2 separate regions of the Mus musculus genome follow, and region 2 is linked to region 1. The links are chromatin loops, found by intact Hi-C in ENCODE. Cell type or tissue: gastrocnemius. All regions are shown on one strand. Each heading gives the region's core, and the rest is flanking DNA. Links, peaks and the distances in the headings are about the cores only.

The links. Peaks named below come from ENCODE experiments on the same cell type or tissue, not always from the same donor. Only the 100,000 strongest peaks of a DNase experiment are listed, where the experiment ranks them.
Region 2: a loop joins it to region 1, with 2.1 times the contacts of the local background. A loop is called at or near these places in 2 of 42 quality-filtered maps.

What each region holds. Positions count from the first base shown.
Region 1 is chr17:73,006,401-73,012,511 of GRCm38, reverse strand. No RefSeq gene overlaps it. Among named protein-coding and RNA genes, the nearest start is that of Gm30420, 15 kb to the left of the region's middle. In gastrocnemius, for the core only: a CTCF peak has its summit at 3,327 (motif pointing right); DNase peaks (open chromatin) are centred at 2,327 and 3,328; H3K27ac peaks cover 1,539 bases.
Region 2 is chr17:72,929,923-72,936,033 of GRCm38, reverse strand. All of the region lies in intron 2 of Lbh (limb-bud and heart), which reads right to left. Among named protein-coding and RNA genes, the nearest start is that of Lbh, 15 kb to the right of the region's middle. In gastrocnemius, for the core only: no CTCF peak of the experiment used is centred there; no DNase peak of the experiment used is centred there; H3K27ac peaks cover 1,116 bases.

The DNA.
Region 1 (6,111 bases), core at 537-5,536:
CCCCACTCAGCAGCAGCCCGAGGGCCTCTGGCTCTCCATTGTTTTCCTCCCTTCCTCTAATCGCTCAGGCTCAGAGGGATGGGAGTTTGGGCACAGGTCTACTGTGGAGCCTGGCAGGGAGAAGCAGAGGAGATGGGAGGGATTTAACCAAGCCTACTGACCTCTGCTCCCCGACCCAGGTTAACAGCCATGTCTGTGGCCTTCTCAGTGCCCGAGGAATGCTATGGTGGCACACACAGTATAGTTTTAATGTTCCTAATGAATACAAATGTTACATACCTAGTAACATTCCTGACTGGCCTTGTTGGCTTTGGGAATGTGTCTGCTATGCCTATGTGCTGCCTCTTGGATCCCTAGTCCTGGACCATTTTCTGTCTTGTGGAAATTTTCTCTGTGATAGATGTGAGCAAGCTGAGTTTTGTCTGATACTTGCTTTCTCTCTACCACTTTCTAAGCATTTCCTGTAATTTTCCTTGATCTGTCTGACAGTTCATGTCCAGGAGATCCATTATTGTCCTGATTTAGCAGTTTCACCGTGTCCTTCTTTTCACTGAAAAAGAAAAAGAAGCCAGCTAACAAGAGATCCTAGGGGCCAGAGCGATGGCTCAGTGGGCAAAAGAACTGCTGAGCAAGCCTGAGTACCTAAGTTCGAGGCCTTAGAACATAATAAAAGCTCAGAGCCAATGTGCGGGTGTTTATAATTCCAGTGATACCATGAGTAGATGGGAAGGAGGATGGGAGAATTTTGACCTAGATCAGAATACAAACAGAAGAAAACAACAGAGACTCTGCTGTAAGTGAGAGGTGACAACTGACTGACACTCAAGGCTGTCCTCTGACTTCTACATGTGTGTCATTATCTGAACATGCACACATACGAACACACATACACATGCACACATGAACACACACATACACACAAACACAAACATATATACACATGAACAAACACACTAACACACATATATGAACACACATACACACACATGAACACATACCCACAAACACAAACATATATACACTCGAACAAACACACTGATATACACACATACGTGAACTACACACATACACATGAATGAACATACCCCCCCCACACACACACACATCCACACAAACACAGATCTTGGCGCATCAATCCCTTGGAGAGGTGACCCCCAAAGGTGACCCCCAAAAGTCTTTCTGTCTGGGACCCCCTTTGGTCCACTCCACCATGAAGCCTCTTCTCTGGCCCCACTTTAGAGGTTTGGGGGATGTTGAACAGTGAGTATGGTGTGTGGCTGCCACGGCGATCTGTTCTCATTACGGAAAACTTCCAGCACAGAGAGAAACAAATGGGATAGTGGCGCGAAACCACTGAGGCTTCGACAGGTGTCTTTCACTTCTTAGCTCCGGTTCATCTGCTCTCCTGCCCGGGCCGTGCTGCTGCCGCATGTTTTATCCGTAGCTGTCTTAGTCTGCATTTCCAGAACATCAGGGTCCTTAAGAAGCCTTAACTGTGATATCTCAACACGTTAAAAGCCAGACAATTCTTTAATACAGTCATGTTCAAATTTGTCCAATTTTCTCATTGTTTTACGGCTTGGAAATTTATTTCTCAATATTTGTTTTGGTAGAAAACTTGTCAAAGACTTAAAAGTAGTTTATCAGTGTTAATTTTTTTTTTCGTGTCAAGGATTCATCCAGGGAGCTTGTTAAAATGAAGATTTTCAAATTCCACTTGGTTGTAGAGGCCCCAGATATTCTCTTATCTGTGCATCTCTATCAGAACTCTGGCCACTTTTCCTGTCCTTGTTAAACTTTTTGTCCTTCCTTTTTTAAGTGCCTTCTTATGTTGTTATATATTGTGATTTAGTTGCAGGGAATATATATATATATATATATATATATATGTATATATATATATATATATACATATATACACACACACATATATACATATACATACACACACACACATATATATGTATATATATACACACACACACACACACATATGTATGTATGTATGTATAAAATATCTCCTGCTCTCCTTGTCTGGCATTTGCTTCTGCCTGGAACAGGCTCTATGGCACCCCTTACCCCTCTTCCCTTAATTGTCTCCCATCCATCTTGGGGTGCCTGGCTTAGCACTGTGTCCTCTCTCTTGCCTTCTCTAAGTATGATTGTGGGTCAGATGTGCCTCCTGTCTCCTCTCCAGGGCCTCATCTTTCCTTCCACAACAGCAGCTTTGTCACAGTTCCTGGCCCTGCTCTTCTAGAAGACCAAAAACTCCCTGAGAGACTCTGTCATCTTGTTTACCCATGTAGGCCAAGACCCACCACGGACCTGGCCCACAGCCAGGGTTTGGCAAATCATCATGGAAACGGAAACCAAATTCAGATGAAAGTTTATTTCAGCCACATAAACTAGGGACAGATCCACTAACAGAAAACACCCAAGCTTTGACTGTGTACTGTATAAAATCTCAAGCATTCTCATGTCTGGGCAAAGCACACACTTTAAACATCTATTTACGGGATGTTTTAAATCACATTTGCTGGCTACGTGCTGTCTTTTCTTGGCATCCACGGAGAGCTATGCAACAGTTATCATTGAAGAATTGAGAACAGCAAAAAAAGTTTCATCCATTAACTTAGTTCTTTCCTTTCATTGGGGAAAGGTGCTCACCCTCCATATGTATATCTGGATCAAGGAATGGCAGCCATGTTCCCTCTTCAAATAGAGTCTCCTGGTGCCATTGCTTAAAGAGACGTCTCCAGCCTTCCCCCAAGCACACAGTTCTTTCCTGTCACCTTTCCCTGCTTCTATGAAGCACCTTCTCAATGTGAGATTACCTATTTGTTCTTGATTCTCCCACTTACTGCTGGCACCCTCCCCTTATAACTCTGGGAGGATGCTGGAGGGGGACTCCAAGCACTCCAAGTACCTTCTTCTAGTCAGCTCCTGGAAGGTCTACCATTCTCTTGAACCTGACTTGGAGTAATTCTCTAATCATACTCTGCTCTGAAAATTAGCCATTCCTTCTGCTTCTGCTGAGAAGTCGGGGCAGGTAACATTTTCAGAGAACTTTCAGTGTCCAATCCTGATATAAGGTTGTTTTTCCTAAACTTTCTCAGCCATTAGAGAGCTACAGCATTGCCTCGTCCTGTTTGGACTTTTGTTTCTCACAACCATTCGATCCTCTAACTCTTCCATGTGTACCAGAAAATGGACAGAGAGCACAAGGCAGCCTGTATTCACCTTTTCTGTGTGGTGGGCTAAGAGTCACTTTGTGCTGGGAGCCCTGGAGCCCAGGAGAAACGGCTTGCAGTTTCCTCCTCCGGTCACCAGGGGGAGATGTACATTCCAGAGTCCTCCCCCAATGCTCTTTGGGAAGCTGGGAAAGTAGATAGTGTGTCCCTCCTTGGACATCAAGCTGCACACAGGCAGAAGGACCTCATGATTACATAAACACATTAAATGGAGACCCACAGCCCTTCAGAGACTCACAGGCAGTCACCAGTGGGGAGGCAGGGCAGGAAGTGGTTTCGAGAACCACTCCCTCTGCTTTATAGACCAGAAAATAAAGGAACCTCTCTGGTTAAAATCAGAACCAGCTAGAACGCACTCTGCCCATTCTCCCTTCCCGTTCCACTATGCTGATCCATCTTTGATTCTGGCGTATTCTGGGTGTGGGTATCTCCCGGTGTGGAGAATGGCTGGACACAGACCAGATTCCCCTGGAAGACAATCACGGAGAAGGCAGGGAGGGAATTTAAGACTCGATTTTGAATGCCTTGCCTTGGATCTTGATGTTTAATAGTTTTGGGACGAGGCCAGGGCCCCAGACTCAAAGTCACAATCATAATTTGGTATGAGTATCTCTGTACTGCTTTGCAGCATTAAGGATTTGATGAGGTAATCCTAGCACACACCTAACAACGCTGAGACACACCGTAGATAAGCGCTGTTTAGTCAAAATTGAGTTTTGAACAGACTGGCAAAACCGAGGGCAGAGGTGGGACAGTATATGTCCACAGGGTTTCTCCAATCATTACAAATAATCCCGAACTCTCACAGTGCCGATACAGCTAGTGTTTCGGGTCTCCTTTAGCGAAGCATTTGCTTCGTGCTCGTGGAATGCTCTGCTCTTCGATGCTGCCATGACCATGGCCATCTCTGGGGAGTCGGCGTTGGTTCTCTGAGCCGCTTGCACCCCAGGACACGAAGTTCAGTATCCCCAGCTCTTGACTTGATTATGGCTTCAGGAAGGACGCCTCTTTAGGATGTTTTGTGCATATTCAGCAGCAGGGCAGCTACCGTGATATATGTGACACTCCTAGGAGGCATTGACAGGTTTGACTATACACAATGTTACTCTAGCCCAACGGAACCCAGACTGGCTAGTACCATGATGAGGCAAGGTCATAGGTCAGGTACCAAGGCATTCAGATTATTTCCTCCCTGCTACAGGTGCACGAGGCTGAGCAACCATCTGGGAACAAGGAAAAAGGGGTCCAGTGACACCCATTCACTCTCCTGAGAGACTAGCCCAGATGCATAGGCTCTGGATAGTGGGTCGTCCATGTCTTCTGCGGGATAAAATGGCATCTTTGTCTCTCATGGGATATTTATTCACAGTCTCTTGAAACCTCAGAGCAGTCTGCTTTCCTCAGACACAGGTTGTCCAAATGTGCCCCGAGGCAGAGTCTTTGATGCTTGTCAAGTAGGTTTGAGTGGGTAGAGGCCAAGCTACCCACCACCGTCTCTTCAAAATGTCACCCCTTTTGGTGGCTTGCACGGTTGGTTTTCAGTGCAATTGAAATTCCATACCTAAAAAATATGTCTGTAAAATGGCCCATTACGGACAAAGGTATGATTGTGGATCCCTGTCCTAGGTGACCTGCATGAGTTATTGTTTCTCACAAGAGCCCTTTGAGTAGACACGGCTAGTTCCACATCAAGCACAAAGAGACCAAGGCTCAAGAAAAGAAAGAGATTTGTTGCAGGATTTTCCCTGCCCAATTACATTAGGGCAGCTGAAGGCCTGTGATTGGACAGGGAAAAGGGAGGCGGAGCTAAGAGTTGAGAGAGCCAGTGTCTGAGAGGAAGGGGAAGGCAAAATGGAAGTGGACATGAACCAGCATGGCTATAACCAGCCACAGGTAGTTATGATATCATAAGTTTAGACTAATTGGGATAATGCTTTCATCATTATCAATTGGCTCTGAAAATATTGTATTGGCATCTTGTAAATTGAGATTTTATTGATACATAAATCTGATTGGTTAATTATAAGCTTTAAGAGTTGATTCTACCGGGTAAATGAGTGTTGTGGCTGACTGTGGGGTTGACGGTCATTGCGTGGGCTGGCGTTGTAGTGAAGAGAACTCAGGAGCTCCGGCCCAGCCTGAGAATTGGTGGGTAGATACAGAGCTAATGGGGCTGAGAGTTGCCGGCACATGTGCGGGCCTGGCAGCAGTGATCCGGCATGAGACTGCGGAGCACAGGCTCAGAGAGATGCCGAGTTGGAGGTAGCGCGGGAAGCCTGCTGGTTCTATTTTTAAATATTTCCTGCAACAGGGATTGGCTCAAAGGGGTTACCGAAGGGAATGATCCCAGGACTATAAGCCAGGTATGGCTCCAGCCAGCATCCCCAGACCCATAAAATCATTCCACAGAGGAGTGGGGAGATAAAGGTCTAGGTTCAAGTCCAGCTCCGAGCTTTTCATACTCAAATGTTCCTTGACTTGGTGTGTCATATCTTGTTTTCTTCTCTAACCAAGTAGGCCTGCTACTAACACCAGTGAGAGGAGACAGGAACCTAGTGGTACTCTGTTATAGGGTCCTGGGAGACAGCTCCCACAAGGCTCCCACAACCTCAGCCTTCGATCTGGATGCTCCAGCATCACATCCGGCGTGCTCACTCCCGAACCTCACATGGTGGAGTCATGAACCACAAAGATGAAGTTTCCTTGGATGGTCTGGAGTCTTCTGCTCTCAGCTTGGGGATTCAAAGTTTCTGGGGGGTTGGATCAAAGTCTGTGTCAGGTGCTGTGGGAGGGTGACACATTCTTTTCCTTCTCTGCCCTCTTTAATTAGCTCAGAGCAATATCTTCTGCAGGTTCTTAT
Region 2 (6,111 bases), core at 723-5,722, 77 kb after region 1:
TACGGTTGGGGTGGCAAGCAAACAAAGTACTGCACGCTGGGCTGCCTCAGCGGAACCTGGCAGAACCAAGAAATGCTCTGCTCAGAAACACTGCTTCTAGTTAAACCTTCAAGTCCAAAGAGCCCCATCTTCTCTCAGAGCTGCAAACAAACAAACTGGAAAATCCCTCTACAAAGAGGTTCTTCAGGAGGTATGGGAAGCTCTGATGGGGATCTCCTACCCTCATCCCCTGCAGGGCAAGTTCAGAAGCATCCAGCAGGCAACTGTGTTTTCTTCAGCCCTATCCCTTCCCGTCTCTGCCATCACTACCCTACTGTCACACAGGGGACGCCCAGGATGATGGCATGGACGGAACTAATCAACACCAAGTTCCCACCTACACAAAGGGAATAGGATCTTGTCAATCACACATGCTCCCAAGAACATCTTGGGTTCTACATGAACAGCATGCGTGCAGCCTTCGTGACTGAATTTCACAGGGGACACCTCGGGAGCGGTACCCTTTGCCAGGTGCCCTCTCATCACCATGGGTCCTGACATTTTGGGAACTTGAGAGGATTCCATGGAAAGGGACAGGGAGTTTCAGAATGATCAAGGTCTGTGTCATGTGATCTAGACGCCAACATACTAGAGTTTCTGGCTAGTGTAGTCCAAGAAAATACTCTGCTGTAATGAAAATGTTCTCTGTGCTGTCCGGTACCACGGCCACTCGTCACGGGTAGCTAACTGGGCCCTTGAAAGATAGCCAAATTTTACATTTGATTTAAATAAACACAAATTTAATTTAAAAAATGTAAGCAGCTACTGTATTCAGGCTATATAATTAATTATGAGAACAATGAAAACAGGGCTTTCAGGGAGACTGAGGGCGACTGGACTGGCTGACCAACATGAGCAGCCTCAGAACAGAGAGCTGTGGGGCTGAGGCCAGGTTTCCAAAGACCATAAACTCATCAGTAGCCTTTGTGCTTAGGCTAGAGAGTTGCTAGTGAGTGAGCTCCCCTATCATGAACAGATTGGAACCAAAAGAAAAAACTAGGCCTCCAAAGGCCCCAAATTTGGAGGCTTAGCTATCAGCTGTCTGCCTTTGAGCCAGGTGACCTAAACCTAGCTGTCTCTGGGGTGGGGATAAGAAAGAGTTGCCTGGCACCTACTATGGAAAATGTGAGCAAGTCTGGTCTTTGTGGCCCTTCCCTGTCTGTGCACTGCCCGGCCATCATCTCTGACAAACAAGATGATCTGGCCACAGAGAGGGTGGAGGCTCAGCAAGGAGCTGGGAGATGCTAATGGGGAAAGAAGACACCAGCAGGTGGGGCAGATGAAAGGTGCTTAGCTGGACACAAAGGGCTAATTACCAGCTGTGCAAGCGGAGCCGCTGGCAGGCCAGGATCCCCTGCTCCTCTTGGCTGAGGAGGAGCAGAGGGCAGGAGAAGCTGCGGTGGGAAGGAGGACAGAAGGCTTGGGAGAAAGAGTCAGGCTAGCTCTCTAAGACACCGTGCACACAAAACTACACAGAAAGCCTTTAACCTCTCCAGTTGCAAAGAGCAACAAAGAACCAACCCCCAAGCCAGCTATGGAAAAATAGCACCCTGTGCCTACAGGTGGGCCAGGAGGTCTGGCTTTTACCTGGCCGCTAACTCTTGCTATCTCTGTGGTCTTGGTTGGATCACCTTAGTTCCTCTGGGCCCCTTGAATGAAAGGAGGAAGTGGTTTGGACTCTGCAGGGTGGCTGGGGAAGGGGGTGGGGTTCTGATGCTGAGCCAGCCCTCCCCTCCTCCCTCCTCTATAAATTTGGATTTATACTAATGCTGATCTTACAGGGCTTGGGAGAGAGTCAAATCCAGGTGTGTGTGAACATGCTCTGGAAACTCTTTAATTGCTAATGTTGGTCCCTATTAAGTAAAGCCCCCACCCACCCGCCCGGAGGAGCATTTAGAGTAAGCCTGGAAAGCCAACAACTGTAGCTTGAGACAAATGGACTGGGTTTGTATTCACAAATGTCAGTCCAGGTTCTTTGAAGAAAAGCCTGTATGTGTGTGGTGGCGGCAGTGGGGGTGTGGGGTGGGGTGTGGGTGGGAATGGGGTGGTGGGGAAGTGGGTGTGTGTCACTGCCTCCTTTCCAGAGCGGCTAGCTCCCCCTAGGACATGGATTAGACCAGCTGGAATGGCAATCATGCTCTTGACCAGACTGGTCTCACCATGGAAAGCCTCTGATACTGGGTCTACTCCAGGGGCCCTCACTCAGAGAAATTGATTCCCCCCCACCCCCAAAGCCTCACTTCCCAGATCTCTCCCAGAATCCTGCTCTGAGGAGGGTGGAATGAATGAGCATCAGCTAGTCCAGCTAATACCCTGAACTTTGGTCCTTACCTAATACACATGATGGCAACAACTACAGTCTTTGAAATCTGAGCTCCCGCTATCTAATCTTATCATGTTGCTAGTACTATTAGCATCTTACTGAGTTTTCAATGTGGCAAGTGGCTGGGAAAAACACAAGGATTCTTAGGGGCAGAGGGTCCTAGTGGGGATTCAGAGAAGCCTAATGTTATCCAGTTTTGTCCTATCTGTCTCAGCTCTCAACTTTTCTCTGAACCAAAGCTATGGGACATTCAACTCACCCTGTCCGTCCTGCCCTTCCATGATGCTTCTAATCCTTCAGGGTACTTGAGCAGAGATTTGAGCTTTATATCAACTCTGAACCTCCTTCCTTTGGATCAAAGATACTTAAGTGCCTAAGCCTTGAAACTGGACGGAAAAGGAAATCCTCGGGATAAACACCATCTTTCATAAACATCTCTCGAATACACACCCATCCTGCAAGTCAGGGGTTTGAAATTCCAATCAATTAGTGCTAATGGATCCTGATAATGCTGGGCCCAGAAATAGATGAACCTTCTGGGATATTAGATGATTCTCCCACATTTGTCTGCGGGCATAAATGATTTCAAGTATCTACATCTTATCATACATGTGTATCATCATTACTTCTTTGAGAGAAGACAGCCTCCTGCCTAGTCTTCCCAATTCTTCTCTCCATCCTCCTTCATCAGCACTACCCACATATCCCATGACTACATATCCTCTGTCAGAAAACTCAGCCTGACCCAGCTGCCATTTCAACCATCCCTTCCTTCTTCATTTTAGAGATAAAAAAGTCTTGAGTCTTTAGCCCTTGGCATCCTGTCTAGATCTTGCTTCTAAGGTCTACCCTACAGCTTCCAAACCCACCACCCAATGCCCCCCCCCCAACTTTCAAATTTCCCTGGACAACTCTATTGTCCTCTCAAGGCCTTTGCCAGGGTCCACTCACCACCACTTTTGGTCCATATTACCAGGTCAACTAGTCTTGCTCCCAAGACTAGTTAAGTCACCTGCTAATGACCCATCTTTAAGGGTATCCCCCAACAAAACCTGTCTGACAGTAACACACATCTCACTAGCTGATAGCCCCATTGCTCTCTGCAGACACATTCTGTTCAGTCTAGAGAAGCCACTTTCAAGATCCTTTCAGGGAGAAAGCACAGATGGAAATGAAAATATTTTAGGAAATACTCAGTTTCCACTTGCTTTTTATACTGCATTGACACTTATAGTGTGGTATAAAAAGCCACAGTCACTGAAACCACTGGCATCATCACAATAGTCTGCAATGTGTACCTGTCATCACTTATCATTTCTCACCTCACACGATTAAATAAAGACAAACAACAACACAGTAAAAACCCTCCACGTACTTCATATTTGCAAATACTGACTTCTAAGTAATGCTTCCATATTTGGAGCAGTGAAATGCCAAGTTAAAGTAAAGCATCCCTGCTGCTTACCAAGGTACCAGGTTTTCCCCAATAAAAGCACTGACATGGTTGAGTTGCCAGCTAAACTAACCACTTTTTCAATGGAACATCACTGTACTTGAAAAATTACTTAAAAAAACAAACTATAGTTATTCCAATATGGGTAATTTCTCAGAAATGACAAAGTAGATTGCCATTTAAAGGGAAATGGCTAATGATATCTGTAACCAATGATAAAAATAGAGCTCTCAAGAGAAAATTAGAATCTTGGGAAATTTGTATCAGCGATCATGAGCTTGATAACTTCCTAATTCTTGATAGCTTTCTAATGAAACCAGCAGTGATATTAACAAGTATACTTTTTTATATTGCATAATGAAATGTATCACCATTTGAGAGATCTTATTTGCCAAATGATCAGTATAAAACATTACAAAACTGAACTTGGAGAAAGGATTCAAAAGTACAAGCCAGACTAATGCATTTTAATGTTAAGAGTACAAAAAGTTCATGCATAAGGTTTTGTCTGAAGACACATGACATTTAAGAAACTACCACTTGTTGAATGTGTAATCCTAGCTCTCAGGATTTGGAGGCAAGGAGAATTTGAAATTCAAGGTTATCTTCTGCTAAGTAACAAGTTGAAGGGCAGTTTAGGCCACTTGAGGTCTTGTCTCAAAATAATGTCAGGGGAGAAGGGAGGAGTGAACAAAAGAGAAGAGGGAGGATGGAATGGGGAAAGGAAAGAAAAGAAAAAAAAGCGCCTATTACATGTTACATGTTACAATCTGGAAAAGATGTGAAACTATTTCTCCCATTCCTAATTGCATAATCTGTATAAGCCAGATTTTATTCATTTAGTTCAACCATCACATATTGCAACAAATTTACTCATGGGAAACACACATGAGAATCTCACCATTTTCCATTAGACCAGACATAAGATTTAAAAATTTAAAAAACAATGCTTTTCCTCTCTCTGGGATTTTCCATTTTGGAAAATATAGTTATTTTATGAAAAAACTATTATTTATATCAACATAGAATTACTTCATTGTTATTCTAAATAAGCTAACAAGCAAAAATTGAAAAAAATCTGTTTTAATTCCTAAAACAATAAATTTAAAGACACAGTACACATAAACAAAAGCTCATAATTTTTTTTTTTAAAGTATAAACTGAAACCCAAAATTTAGAACCATTGGCCTGAGACAAAAAGCATATCCTCAGAAAGATGGCCGGGGAAGTTAATGCTGAAGACAACATACGTTTTAACACTGCAAGAGTCAAGTAGAACATCAAAGGTTCCTTCAGATATGTCAAAGGCTAATGTATGAAAATCTAGTAACAGGAAGATTTCATGTCATCATGAATCTGTCCAACAAAATGAATAGAGATTAATTCTTACTATGAATAAGGAAATCGACGGCCACAGTGCTGATGAGCTGCCTGCGTTGGCACAGATAACACAAGAATGAGAGTAGACAATAGCTATCCAGATGCTCTTAACCACTCTGAGTCGAGGGGTTCTGAGCTTGGTGTTCTTGGTGGTGCCCAGAGGATCCCTGGGTAATGCGACACCATGCTACTTTAGAGGACTCATGTCAAGATGACTGGTCCAATCTCAAACTTGCCTCTCACTCAGATGCTTACTCTGGGAGGGTGGGGTTAGAGGGCCTGCATCTTTGCATCTTTGCTGACATCATCACTAGAAGAATTTTGAACAACTATGCCTCCTTTTGAATGTCCAAACACTCCTGCTATATCACTATGTTAACACCTTAAACCAGGGCTGTATATATTGTTCTTTAACTACACCCAGTATTAGGCTTAGCACGGTAGTGCGTACTTACAAATCCAGTACTCTGGAAACTGAGGCAGAGATGATCACTGAGAGATCAAGGCTAGCCTGAGCTGGACCTTGCCAAAAAGGAAGGAAGGGAGGAAGGAAAAACAAGAAAAAACCCCAATACACTAAAAAAAAATGTACTCAGTGTATATTGAGAACTATAGCAATTTTATATCAACCATTTTCTACTAAAACACTCATAAATAATCCCTAGGTCAACTTTATAGTGTTCCTTTCTCTATTTTAAACAATATGTCTACTCTATTTCTAAATGGTATTTATACTTGTTTTATTTTAAAATTTAGATAGTATTCTACTATATAACCCAGGCTAGCCTGGAACTCATCAAGTACCCCAGGCCTGCCTCTCAAACTCATGAACTTTCTACCACAGCCTTGTGAGAGCTGAGATTACAGACATGTACCACCACACTTGACTGGATATTCTCTTAATATATTTTTATAT